Regions from separate parts of the Mus musculus genome. Here all the other regions are linked to region 2. Evidence: chromatin contacts called from ENCODE Hi-C or POLR2A ChIA-PET data. All regions are on one chromosome and are shown on one strand. The core of a region is the stretch at or near the end of the contact, and the rest is flanking DNA. Distances in the headings are between cores, read along the strand shown.

The links. A loop is a pair of places that touch in the nucleus more often than their neighbours do. ChIA-PET counts read pairs that join two places held with the same protein, here RNA polymerase II (POLR2A).
Region 1: a loop to region 2 is called in a map of mouse trophoblast stem cell, with 1.8 times the contacts of the local background. The contact joins the promoter of Zfp346 here to the promoter of Fgfr4 in region 2. A Hi-C loop is called at or near these places in 4 of 37 maps with a recorded cell type or tissue (gastrocnemius and mouse trophoblast stem cell). POLR2A ChIA-PET finds 5 or more read pairs at or near these places in 3 of 5 experiments (all embryonic stem cell).
Region 3: POLR2A ChIA-PET joins it to region 2 with 14 read pairs in embryonic stem cell. The contact joins the enhancer-like site here to the promoter of Fgfr4 in region 2. POLR2A ChIA-PET finds 5 or more read pairs at or near these places in 5 of 5 experiments (Patski and embryonic stem cell).

What each region holds. Positions count from the first base shown.
Region 1 is chr13:55,103,353-55,108,027 of GRCm38, forward strand. Zfp346 (zinc finger protein 346) reads left to right here and starts at 1,957. Exons shown (of 7, transcript NM_012017.2): 1 at 1,957-2,166. The coding sequence starts at 1,992.
Region 2 is chr13:55,150,379-55,154,951 of GRCm38, forward strand. Fgfr4 (fibroblast growth factor receptor 4) reads left to right here and starts at 2,440. Exons shown (of 18, transcript NM_008011.2): 1 at 2,440-2,549.
Region 3 is chr13:55,187,782-55,192,084 of GRCm38, forward strand. No RefSeq gene overlaps it. Among named protein-coding and RNA genes, the nearest start is that of Nsd1, 20 kb to the right of the region's middle. Within about 2 kb of position 2,584, at least 3 of the 3 ENCODE cell types and tissues checked have a DNase peak (open chromatin) inside an H3K27ac peak, as active enhancers do.

The DNA of each region.
Region 1 (4,675 bases), core at 707-3,206, 48 kb before region 2:
TTGTCCCTACCCATGCAACCCCAACTGCTAGTGACACTTACATCATGTAAGAGCCCCAGGGATCAAACACTGGATGTCAGGCTTGGTAGCAAGCACCTTTACAGGCTGAGCCCTAGAGCCCTTTTCTGCTGTTACGAGTCAGTTTGTGTATCTCAGATTGGCCTTGAACTCCTGACCTTCCAACTCTATGTGCCAAGCTGTGGGGTGACTGGCCTATCCCACCAGCTCAGTCAGTTGTTTCTAGTTTCTTCCTCTAAGATGTCTTTAGGAAGATAAGCACTATCACTATAGCAACCTTGGCTTCTTGGATTATTTTGAAATTACCCAACTCTGAGTGAACAGGAAAAGCAAACTAGACCCCTGGGTCAGGGGCTTCTGTCACTCCAAGGTCGCCTCAATTTTCTGCCTTTTTACAGTGCCTCAAAGTGATACCTAAAGCTAGGCATGGCAGTACACACCTTTAGTCTTAGTTTCAGCACTTGGCAGGCAGAAGCAGGTAGATCTTTATGAGTTCAAGGCCAGTTGGGTCTACATAGTAAGTCCCAGGACAGCCAGGGCTACATAGGTCCTGTCTCAAAAATATAACAACAAATAATAATAACAATAACAGTAATAATAATAATAAAACTAATATTACAGCAATATAAGACCAGCAGTGCCCTATTTTACCTCATTATCATGTAAAACAGTGTTTTGTTTTGTTTCCTACCGTGTAAAATGGACCAAGATTCCATTTTACAAGCAGCCTGTGTCTCCACCTTGAGGGTAGAAGTAAACTGTATTCCTCAGTGGACCCAAACTCCTATTTGCTCGGCACCACTCATCGGCAGAGATTGATAAACGACTTATTCCTGAGAACAGAGGATGCTACCTCATAAACTTATTGGGAATGAACTGAGAACAAGCCCAAGAACTTATCAGATACTGCAGACCAAGGAGAAGCTCTAACTCTCTCATCCAGACCCCATAAAGTGAAGATGGCTCCCAACACTAGCCTCAAATACATCATGACAATCCTCCTGCCTCAGCCTCCAGAGTGATATAATTACAGGCAGGCACCACATCCAACCTTATTATTGTCTGGGTTTTTGTTTGTTTTGTGGGTGTGTTTTGTTTCGTTGAGAGATGATCTATTATTGGAGCAGAGGTTTGTCTTGAACTCCTGGTCGTCTTGCGTCCTCCAGAGTACTTTGACCACAGCCTTAACTATCTTTTTCTCGAACAATGTCTTTTTTTTCTCAAATGTGCATTTCTCTAACCTTAGTCTCCCAAATTTTGGAATAGCAAGTATGAGCCACCGTGCTCAGCCATTAGTAAGTGCTTCTTAGACAGGGTCTCAGGTAGCCCAGGCTGGCCTCAAGCTCCTAATCTTATATCCTCCACCTCCTGTGTATTGAGATGAAGAGCTGTACCATTATGTCTGCTTTAATAAGCTAAGTAAAACATTTCTAGAATCTGGGTCTTAGGTTCTCTTCCAAAGAAATGGGAGAAATTGCCGGGCATGGTGGTGCATGCCTTTGATCCCAGCACTCGGGAGGCAGAGGCAGGAGGATTTCTGAGTTCGAGGCCAGCCTGGTCTTCAGAGTGAGTTCCAGGACAGCCAGGGCTACACAGAGAAACCCTGTCTCGAAAAACCAAAAAGAAAAAAGAAAAGAAATGGGAGATAATTTTCCACATATAGAAAAAGGAAATGACAAGTGTCCGTCAGTGGCTCACCTTGAGCAAAACTGAGAGCCCTGAGCTAAGAAGTGATCAACATGAACCGTTTTTTTCCAATTCACTGGACTCCTAAGGCGCCAGAGGAACCAAAACAAAATGAGCCTCTGGGCCCCGCCTCCTCTGGGCCCCGCCCCCTCAGGGCCCCGCCCCAGCGGGACTCTGCAGAGCCCAAACTTCGCGAGAGTTGCTGGCCGGGTCAAATCCCCGCCCACCCACTGCTCGTGGTAGCAGGCCGCATGCGCAGCTTCTTAACGGCGCGTCTTGCCGGAAAGATGGAGTGTCCTGCGCCCGATGCTACGGATGCTGCGGACCCTGGAGAAGCCGGACCGTACAAGGGCTCCGAGGAGCCGGAGGGTCGGGAACCGGACGGAGTGCGCTTTGACCGCGAGAGGGCGCGTCGCCTGTGGGAAGCTGTGTCCGGTGCGCAGCCGGCGGGGAGGGAGGAAGGTGAGTCGGGGGCTCCGGGGTTGGCGGCTGGACCGAGGCGGGATGGGATGGCCCTGCCTCCTGTCACTCCCCTGGCGCCCGCCAGCCTCTGCACGACGTTCCGGAGCTGCGAGCTCGCTCTCGCGAAGGGTGCTGGACCTAGTAACTCGTTACCCTGCGGAATTTGTCCGTCCTCCTTTCCAGGGCGTTCACTTGCGAACAGTTTCCCCCCATTCTAGGTCTTGTCCTCTTAGACAGCGACAGGACTTTCCCAGCCTGACTCGTAGGCGAGCCAGCCCCCGTCCCTGTCTGTCTTTAATTCCACAACTCCACATTGCTTCTCTTTCCTCTCAAAGCCCTATGGTTCTGACAGATCCGAATAGCTTTATTTAATTTACTTCATTATTATTACATTTATTTTGCGACGCCTCTCACTGTTCCAACTCGTGGTGGACCTCCTGCCCTCATCCTTCCTAGTGAGAGGGAGGACCAACGTGAGCTCTGGAAGGTCTTCTTGAATCCCAGCTCCTGGGCTTGATGACTGCGTCCTGGTTTGCCATGTTTCTTCCTTGGTAGACTTGGCTGGCCTTGAACTTGCATGGGTCTCCCTGCCTCAGTGTGGGCATCGCTGGCTTGCACCACTATGTCCTTCAAAACCGTATTTCTGTGTCTGTTGCCAACAGCTTTTTCCACTGAGGAGGCCCAGGAGGCGGGGAAGCTTAGGTATTCATCTTGCCTCTGACTGCTTCATCTCACACTCGATGCAGAGTTGTGGAGAACAGTGTATACTCACTCAGGGTGCACTTCTGGGCAGAACCTTACCAGATGGCTCTGTTTGAACCAAAACTGGGTGGGTAACAAGGATACTAGAGGAGTGCAGGGCGAGCTGGCCTCTTTCTCTTTTCAGAGTCCCTTCCCGAGCTAGCTACTTAATACTAACCCAAATGTACAAGAACTGTTATCTGGGTTTCTGTGCTAACCTATCAGGTCCCTGCAGAGAAGTCTTTCCCTGGTTATTTTGCTTGCTGAGCAGACTAATCTTGGGAAGTTTAATGTGTTTGTGAACTGCTTGCCCTGGATAAAATTGGGATTTTTTTTTTTTTTTACCATATTAAAGGGAGATATATTTAAATTTTTAATATGTTTTTATTTTATGTGATGAGTGTTTTGCTTGCATGTATGTGTATATGAATGACAGGTACCCAAAGATATAAGAAGAAGGTATCATATCCCCCGAAACTCGAGGTACCATTATAAGCTACCATGTGGGTGTTGAGAACTGAACCCCTGGTTCTCTACAAAAGCAGTACATGGCCTTAACCACTGAACCATCTCTCTGACCCCAAGATACGTCGAATTTAAGTGTATGCATCCCCAATCTAATACTGTTAAGTCTGGCTCCTAATAAATGTATATGCCATTTCTGAGTCTCTACTTTTGTACTTTTAAACATTTTTTTGAGCCAGTTGTGGTAGCAGATACATGTCATTTTCAGCACTCAAGTGGTTGAGATAGGATCAAGAATTCAAGCCAGCTTCAGCTATATACTGAGTTTGAACCAGGCAGTTCTGGCACATGCGTTTAATCCCAGCACTTGGTTGAGTCTCTTAGTTCGAGGGCAGCCTGGTCTACAGAGACAGTTCCAGAACAGCCAGAGCTACACAAAGAAACTGTCTCAGGGAGGGAAAAAAAGTTTGAGAGAAGCATGGGATAAATAAGACTCTTGCCTCAAAAAAAATTGTAGTACAAAGTTGTCTCCTTGACCCAGATTTCCTTTCATGAATTTGACATTCCCAGGGCCAGCTGGACCTCAGAGCCTTAGGGATGAAGACGATGCTGTTCTTACTCTGGAGTAGCTTGCAGTCCGTCCTGGAGGCAAACACCAAAACAGTTGTATAACTTTCGTTTTTTAAATTTTACTTTTAATGATGGTTCTTAAATGTTTTAACCTCCCTTGTAACCCACCACCCACCAAAGGTAGTGGAAAAGAAAGGATACAGGGGAAGTGGACGGGTTTAGAAAGGTTCTTTGGAACAACGCCTGTCTATGTTATCTGGAAATCAGCAGTTCAGTTCACAGGTTAGCAGTCGACAGCAGCTCAGTCCACTTGCAAACACGTCATGGATACACCAGCCTTCCAGTCTGGTAGAGTCGGGTTAGCAACTGTGGTGACACGACCTAGCAGAGACAGCCAGGCCTCAGCCTCGGCTCGAGTCAGCAGGAGGGACAGCAGGGACACCAGAAGTTCTCAGCTGTGCCTCTCTCAGGGAATCGAAGATCAGTGAAGACAAGAGACCTACAAACATTGCAGCTTAGCTGTGCCAGCAAGCCAAGCTCTGTCTCCATCACTTGATAGAGTCCTATTTATAGCCTCCCAACATCATGTGTCCTCCACGTGCCTTGCCTCAGCACGTGCATCCAAGCAGCCAGAGTCTGAGGAGTCCTGACAGATGCAGCTCAACTACACAGTGTAAGGCCGACCAACACATGTGAGTCATTAGCAAAGAATCTTTCATCATGAGTCCTTTCA
Region 2 (4,573 bases), core at 1,190-3,689:
GGGTCTAGCTCCTGTTGTCAGCTCATCAAGGACCCCAAGAACTGAATTTAATAAGTGGAGTCCGTGGAGGACCGGGAGAAGAGAGGTCCTGGCATTCTGAGGTGAGCTCTCTGCAAAGCAGGTCCTCCAGCTAGACACCTCCTTCCTCCTGGACACTTTTGAGGGGCTAGACTGTTGACTGGTGGATCACGTGGATCATGCTAGACTTTTTTTTTCTCTCCCCGGACCCTGAGTGTATACATGCACGCATGTGTGTGTGTGTGTGTGTGCATGCATGTGTTTGGCACCCATATGGTGACTCACAACCATCCATAACTCTAGTTCCAGTGGATCCAAGATCTTCGGGTTTCCAAACCATCACTGCATGCAGTACGTGCACACAGCCATACGTGCACACAGAATAATGAAATTAAAGTGTAAATAAGGTTAAAAGTCAAGATATGAATAGAGGAAGGGAGAATTGGTTTAGAGCATGCTGTTTCTTCCAAGAGTCCACACTGATGGTTCATGGTAACACACGCAAGCACACTCATGCACACAATAGATTTTTTTTTTTTTTTTTTGGTTTTTCGACAGGGTTTCTCTGTATAGCCCTGGCTGTCCTGGAACTCACTTTGTAAACCAGGCTGGCCTCGAACTCAGAAATCTGCCTGACTCTGCCTCCCGAGTGCTGGGATTAAAGGCGTGTGCCACCATGCCCCACTGATTTTTTTTTTTTTTTTGAAGGAAAGGAAGCTGCTGCTTCCCAGGCAGGCTCTCATCCCTGAGTGATAGCTAGGAGCTCTGCAGATGGCCTGAGTTGAGCTTTTTTTTTTTCCAAAACGCTTCATAGAGGCAAACATCTTGGGACTTCAGGTGAAATTTGGCCTGGCTGACTTCATAGCTAAGCTACAGTCCATTCGATTGACAGAAGTGCTGGTAGATGAGATACACCTGAGCCAGGTGGGGGTGGAGCTCTCTGGAGGCACCTGCTGTGTGCCAGGCACTTGAGATACAAAAGTGAAGTCCACTGACTCAGTTCCTGGCTTCCGGGAGCTTAGTGGTCGGTCCCCAGCTGATTACATGAATAACAACTATGCAGTTACAGCCTGCCAAGTGCGAAGAAGAAAGAATGGCTGTTAGTGCTCACAGGTCAGATATGAACATGTGAATTCTCCTTCCAGCAAGTCTCTTCAGCAGCCTACTATCATTTACTGATTTGCTGAGGAGCAAACAAAGACAGAGACAAGGCTGATAGACAGTACTGAGATTCAGGGCTCATTCTTTTCTCCATCCTAACAAAGGGGACTTGGCAAATCCCCAGGGATGTCCTGGGGCCTTGAACGGAGACCAAAGTGCCAGACCAATAGAGAGCAGGTTAGACTAGGAACAGGGGATGGGTGAGCAAAGACCCAGGGATAGGATGGGGAGCAACACAGGAGGAGGAGGTCTGTACATGTGGACCAGACCACCATGTCATCACAACACTATCTATGTAAAAACCAGAGGAAGTATTCTTTTAAAGCATTATTTATTTTATGTATGTGAGTCCACTGTAGCTGCTCTCAGACACAGCAGAAGAAGGCATCGGATCCCATTACAGATGGTTGTGAGCCACCATGTGGTTGCTGGGAATTGAACTCAGGACCTCTGGAAGAGCAGTCAGGGCGGGGCAGTGGTGGCACACGCCTTTAATCCCAGCACTTGGGAAGCAGAGGCAGGCAAACTTCTGAGTTTAAGGCCAGCCTGGTCTACAAAGTGAGTTCCAGGACAGCCAGGGCTATACAGAGAAACCCTGTCTTGAAAAAACAAAAACAAAAACAAAAACCCCAAACAAACAAAAAGAAACAACAAAAAAACTTTTTAGAGTGAAAATTTAAACTTTTAAAAATAAAAGCACAACTTTTTACAAATTAAAGTTTAAAGTTTTTTCCTCTCTCTCTTTCTCTCTCTCTCTCTCTCCCTCCCTCCCCCCCCCCTCTTTTCCGAGACTGTGTTTCTCTGTATAGCTCTGGCTGTTCTAGAACTCACTCTGTAGACCAGGCTGGCCTCGAACTCAGAAACCCACCTGCCTCTGCCTCCCCAGTGCGCCGCCGCCACCCCGACCGACCGAGATATATTTTAAATATCCTCTGAAGGTCGCTCAGGCCAAGGAGAGGTCAGGTCTCTCTGATGTTCTGTGATTTCACGGAAAACCAGAGAGCCTGGTGAGTGCCAAATTGAGGAAGAGCAAAGGATAGAGCAAGGTAGCAAGTTAGACCTTGCAGGTTGGACGTGGGGCCCCGGAACGACTGAGACTGGGCGATCCAGTCCCAACGGGGAGCTCCCGCACTAGGGTACCGGGCTGACATTTGCCGGGTCTCGGACCACGCCTCTCAGATCAGAAGTGGTCCAGGAGGGGCGGAGTCCGAGGTGGGCGGGGCAGGAGGGGGCAGCCCCCCGCCACGCTGCAGTTGCAGGGACATTCCTGGCTCTTCGGCCCGGGGCGGAGGAGCTCCGGGCGGGTGAGTGTGCCAGCCCTGCCGGGATCGTGACCCGCGCGCGCGGGAGCCGGGCGGCGGAGGAGCCAGGTGAGCCGGGCCCCTGCGCCGGGAGCGGAGCCCTCTAGCTCTGGGCCAGTTGGGCCACACACCGTACTCCCGGCCGCCGTGGGGACAGCGGCCGTGGAGCTCCCGAGCTGCCCCCTCTGTCCCGGGGACCTTGGCGCCCGCGCGGCGGGAGTGGTTGGGTGGAGGGGGCGGTAAATCAGTAACCCGCAGCGCACACAGGGCCTTTTGTCCCCCTCCGTTCAAAGAGCACCCTGGTCACCGCTCTGGTTACTTATTGCCCACCGGGGCGGGGGCGATGGGCCAGCTGTCTATGCAACTCCGCACGGGGACCGCTGACGTGCACCTCCCTCCAAGAGCGACGGGGTGGGGGCATTAAAGTAAGAGCACTGTCGCCCCTGGCAAAAAAAAAAAAAGTAATGCTCGCAGTCGCTTGCACAGAGTACCTCATCGCGTGAGTGCAGGAGGGTGAACAACTTAGCGCTCTCTGATGACAGTCCCAAGTGCTAGCGATCCTAAGGGGCCAGCCTTGGTGACCAGACTAAGAATTCTGTGGTTGTGAGTTCAGGGTAACCTGTGAGTGGGAATAAAACCTCCCCGGACCTGTCCGCCCCAACCCAAGCTGGAGATGAAGCATGGCCCTCTCTGCTTTGCAGGGTGTGGTAGGAGTCTTTTGCAGATGGGCCGAGCAAACTAGGGGGTAGGGGACAGATCAAGGTTTTAAGGCAATAGAGGAACACGGAGGTACAGGCAAGGGAGCAAACATGTCGGCGTTTAGAATTTACTGAAGGGACAGACTGTGGGAGTTACAAGGTTGACACTGGCATTTAAAATGAAGCGTAGAAAAGCTGGGCCCAGCACATGGGCCTTGATGGGTAGTACTAGCCAGGCTGAGGCAGGAGCCTCACCATTTGTAGACCTGCTTGGTTTGCAGAGTGAGTTTCAATGCCAGTCTTCCTGGTCAACTTTAGTGAGAACTTGTCTCAAAATAATAGAAAAAGAAACAGGAGGGTCCTGCAGTTAACCCTTAGGGGCTTGTAATCTGGGTGACAGGGAGAAAAAACAAAATCAAAACAAAAAAACTAGTGGGCAGTGAAGAACCAAGGTTTGCCAAGATACCAAGCGAGAAATGACCATGACCTAGTCTCTGTGGGGCAGGGGAGCTGAGAGACATTGAGGTCAGTAGACTGATTAGGCCTGAGTCTTCCTCAGCAGTGGGCTGAGAAAAACCCTCGGCAGGGTTCCCAGTTTGGTAAAGTATGGAATGCATCTTCTAAGAATCATGCTGTTTTCTTCAACTGTCACTCACTAACATTGGCCTGATACGGAGATTAGCATGGCCCCTGTGCAAAGATGGCGCGCACACTCACAAGAGCAGGGCCCCAAAGAAAAAGAACACTGATCCAAAGATGCTGGTGACACCTGGCTGTTATCCAGGACTAGGTAACAGCCTGTGCGTCCCTGGGACTCCACTGGTTCCCTGGTCAAGTTAAGGCTTAGGTCTGAGTCTTCCTTTTGTGAAACAGATGCTCCACTACAGCATGTGGACAAGTCTGTGTATCAGACTTAAACTCCATATCAGAAGCAGAGACTGAGTCATGTCAGACAAACGGTGCCGGTGCACACTCAGTATGGGGACTGGGAGAATGTCTCACCGATGCCCTGTGTGTGCCATCCCTCCATATATGGTCCCTTTTTGTCCCTGAAGCAACCCTATGATGATAACAATTCAGAAAGGGACAAAGGTAGGTAGGTCTTGGCAGGAATCAGGATTTGAATTTGTCGCTACCAGACATGTAAAACCTGTGCCAATTACAGAGCCAGCTAGACAGGAAGCTCAATGGCAGAGGCTTTGCTTAGCATGCAAGGAGGTCCTGGGTTCAACCCACAACTCTGAAAAACAATAAACAAAGCCAAACAAGCTCCTACGCTGTCTAAGATGAAGCTGTGAGGGAACAAACCACCAGAAGTGTCCTCAGGATGCTTGTCCGGCTCGGAACGAGGAAGAATGTCCTTGATTTGGACTGCGCCTCGTGACAGCACACACC
Region 3 (4,303 bases), core at 1,334-3,833, 38 kb after region 2:
ACAGTCTGAAGACTATCAAGTTATAGACAAATTAAGACTGGTAAAAGAAACCCTGTATAAAATAGTAAAAACTGAAGAAAGAAAACTAGTCCTCTCATGAGAAGACATCTACTGAAAAATAGACTTTACTGAAAAAATATGTGTATGAATACCTTCTGGTTTTTGTGAACATTCTCAAGATAGATAAAAGCTTTTCCTTATAAAACTGAGACTACTCAGATAGTCATCAAGAAGATTATTAAAAATTTTCCAAGGTTCGGAGTGCCAAAAGCAATAGTGTCAGATAATGGTCCTGCCTTTGTTGCCCAGGTAAGTCAGGGTGTGGCCAAGTATTTAGAGGTCAAATGAAAATTGTATTATGTGTACAGACCTCAGAACTCAGGACAGATAGAAATAATAAATAAAACTCTAAAGAGACCTTGACAAAATTAATCCTAGAGACTGGCACAGACTTACTTGGTGCCCCTTCCCCTTGCCCTATTTAAAACTGAAAATACTCCCTCTTGATTCAGTTTTGTTTTACTCTTTTTGAGATCCTTTATGGGGCTCCTGTGCCCATCACTGTCTTAAATGATGTGTTTATAATAATGATCTATATGTTAAGTTAAAAGGCTTGCAGGTGGTGCAGAAAGAAGTCTGGTCACAACTGGCTACAGTGAACGAGCCAGGTACCCCAAGGACAGCTTACCAGTTCCAGCCAGAGATCTGATCTACGTACACCTGCGTCATGCTGAGACCCTCAAGCCTCACTAAAAGGGTCCCTGCCTAGTTCTGTTTACTAATCTGCCTTATTCTGTTTCTGTTCCCATGTTAAAGATAGAGTAAATGCAGTATTCTCCACATAGAGATATAGACTTCTGAAATTCTAAGATTAGAATTACTTACAAGAAGAAGTGGGGAATGAAGAATAGAAAATTACTGGCCTCTTGTGAAAACATGAACTTTTTACCTCGGAGCCCACCCCCTCCCATCTGAAAAACATTTTTGAGATAAAGGCCTCCTGGAACAACCTCAAAATGAACCGGGTACATTGCCAAATGATAGGACATGACTCCTTAGTTACGTAGATTCCTTGATAGGACATGACTCCTTAGTTACGTAGATTCCTCTGACAGAACCCCTTGTCCTTTGGCAGAACTCCCTAGTGATGTAAACTTGTACTTTCCCTGCCCAGTTCTCCCCCTTTGAGTTTTACTATATAAGCCTGTGAAAAATTCTGGCTGACCGTCGAGACTCCTCTACCCTGTGCTAAGGTGTATGAGTTTCGACCCCAGAGCTCTGTGTGCTTCCATGTTGCTGCTTTATTTCGACCCCAGAGCTCTGGTCTGTGTGCTTTCATGTTGCTGCCTTATTAAATCTTGCCTTCTACATTTTATGTATGGTCTCAGTGTCTTCTTGGGTACGCGGCTGTCCCGGGACTTGAGTGTCTGAGTGAGGGTCTTCCCTCGAGGGTCTTTCACAGGCACACCAGAAGAGGGCGTCAGATCCCATTACAGATGGTTGTGAGCCACCATGTGGTTGCTGGGATTTGAACTCAGAACCTCTGGAAGAGCAGTCAGTGAGTGCTCTTACCTGCTGAGCCATCACACCAGCACCCCCCAACCCCAAAGGATTCTTTATCATGTATTTACTACACTCACTGTGCTTTTTACAAGAGGCCAAAATATTCAAGCAACTAACATGCCCCGTAAATATGTATTTAGATATATGAAACAGGAACACAGCTTTAACTGAGGATGGCTCCCAGGACCCAGAGCATGCTAGATGAGCGCTACAGAGCTGAACTACACACCCAGTCCCCAATACTTACTTACTAAATGTATGGCTTACATTGAACCTGTAGCCGTGAAACATACATTCAGGCAAATCTGGGATAGAGTGAGCTCAGGCGTTGCTCCTCCGTGGTTTAGGAGGAGCAAAAGTAGATGAGGACCCCACCCCCACCCCCAGGAAAAGGACACGCTGCGTCTGGCTGTCTGGGAGAGCACAGAAGTGTCGAAGGGAGGTCACGGTGGGGAAAGTGAAGGCAGGCCAATTTCATGGAAACATCACCTAAGAAGGGATCAGAAGAAGCCAGGAAGCTCTGGAAACCCCACAGTTTTTATAGTCAGTGTGGCTGGAAGTGAAACAAAGGTTCACAAAGGCCAGCAGATTCACCACAGTAGCACTATCAGAGATCTGGAGCCAGATTACAGCGGGGACAAAGGCCGCCTTGAGGGAAGGGCAGGAGACAGGAAAAGAGGCTGGGCCTGGAGCCGGTTTAAAAAAAAAAAGGGTGGGGTGGAGATTGCGGGAGAAAAGAAAGAGGAGTAAGAGTTGGTACTCTAGCGGAGCAAGAGGCACAAAAACTCAAGGAAGCACGAGGTCGGACAGGAGGAGCCCAGGATCCTCCACTCGGAGCGTTGCTATCAGGGAGTGGCAAATCCAGATAGATTGATGGGCACAGCGACAGCCGGATCCGGGGCGAACTGGTCTGGACAAGAATTGGCAGTCTCTTCCCGACTCCGCCCAGTTTGCAAAGCTCACCTTTTTCCCAAGGCTCTTCATCCCGCACCAACGTCATGGCCTTGGCTGGGGTGGCCGCCGATTGGCCTGTGGCAGCCATGTGACAAAGACGAGTCTTAGCCACCCTCCCCCGAATGCAGTCCCACGTGTGGCCGCTGCGGCCGCGTGGTGTTGTCTGCAGCTTTATCGCGGGTTTGCAGGACGCCCTGCCGGGGAGCTGAGGCTTAGCCTCCCCCGGTCCTGTCCCGCTGACTGGAAGAAGCGTCCCCAAACCTGGTGCCAGGACACTGTGTCCTTTTGCTGAGTCTTACGTGGTTGTCAGTTATGATCCCACCTCTTCACGGATCCAAGGCTGTGAGTGTCTTAAACTGTATTGCGGTACCTCAGGCCTGTAACACCATTGAAAGGATCGTGAACTCAAGACCAGCATTGACCAGACAGTGTGGAGACAGCTCAGCACCAGCATTGATTACACAGGATGGAGACTCTTTAAAAAGAGACGGAAGCGGGGATAAGGAGGGAGGAAAAAGAGAGGGAGAAAAGGTAGTATTTTATATTTTTGGGGTGTGTGGGGGTGGGGACTAGTTCAGCTGCTAAGGGGAGAGCATAAAGTCCTGGGTTCTAGCTGTAGAACCCACCTAAAGAGCTTAGTGATGGCCAGTAATACAGAGTTGGGGTGCTGGCTGTCATTGAGCCCAGGTCCAAGGTGAATGGCCCTGAGGAAAGACTTGGGAGTACTCTGGCCTGCACGAACACGCATAATAAAAATATAAAATAGAAAGAAATCAAAAGGTGGGGTTTTTTGTTTGTTTGTTTGTTTTTGTTTTTTTTTTGTTTGTTTGTTTTTGGTAAGTAGTGTTTTAGGTCTCAGGGTGTGGCTAGGAGCCTACCAGTTATGATTGCCAGCAGTATAAAAAGTAAATAAATAGCATTTTAGAGACTTGGAAGCCAGCACATCTAGCTGAAATGAACTGTCCACCATGTGGCCCAGGGCAGATCTTCAGTTTGATTGATCCTCAGATTCCCTATCTATGAAAGAGGATTACCCAGAGCTCCTAAGATGGCTCAGTGGACTAAGGCACTTGCTGCCAATCCTGTGACCTGAATTCACTCCCATATAGTAGAAAGAAGGATCAACTTGTGCATGTCTTCCGACTTCTACAAAGACACAAGCCTGCCCACAAAACCACCGCACTCACATCCACCCATAAAATACATTCATATAGGGGTTTTGTTTTGTTTTGTTTTGTTTTTTGAGACAGGGTTTCACTGTGTAGCCTGGCTGTTCTGGAACTCACTCTGTAGACCAGGCTGGCCTTGAACTCAGAAATTCTGCCTCCCGAGTGCTGGGATTAAATACATGCGCCACCATGCCCGGCCATATAGGGTTTTAAAAGCCAGGGGACTGGAGTGAAGGCTCAGAGGTTAAGAATGCTTGTTCTAGAGGGTGGGGGTTGGGTGTGTGTGCTCAAGTTTGATCCCAGCACTCAGGAGGCAGAGGCTGGTGGATCAATGTGAGTTCGAGGCCAGCCTGGTCTACAGAGTGAGTTCCAGGACAGCCAGGGCTACACAGAGAAACCCTGTCTTGAATCGCCCCTCACTCTCTTGCACCCTCCCCCTGGTTACTGCTCTATCATAAGCATCAGTCAGGGTGGTCACACAAACCTGTAACCCGAGCTGCAAAGCATCTGATAGGGATCGGCACACATATGCACTCACACATACCTAAGTAATGAAAATCTTTTTTTTTTTTTTTTTTTTTTTTTGGTTTTTCGAGACAGGGTTTCTCTGTATAGCC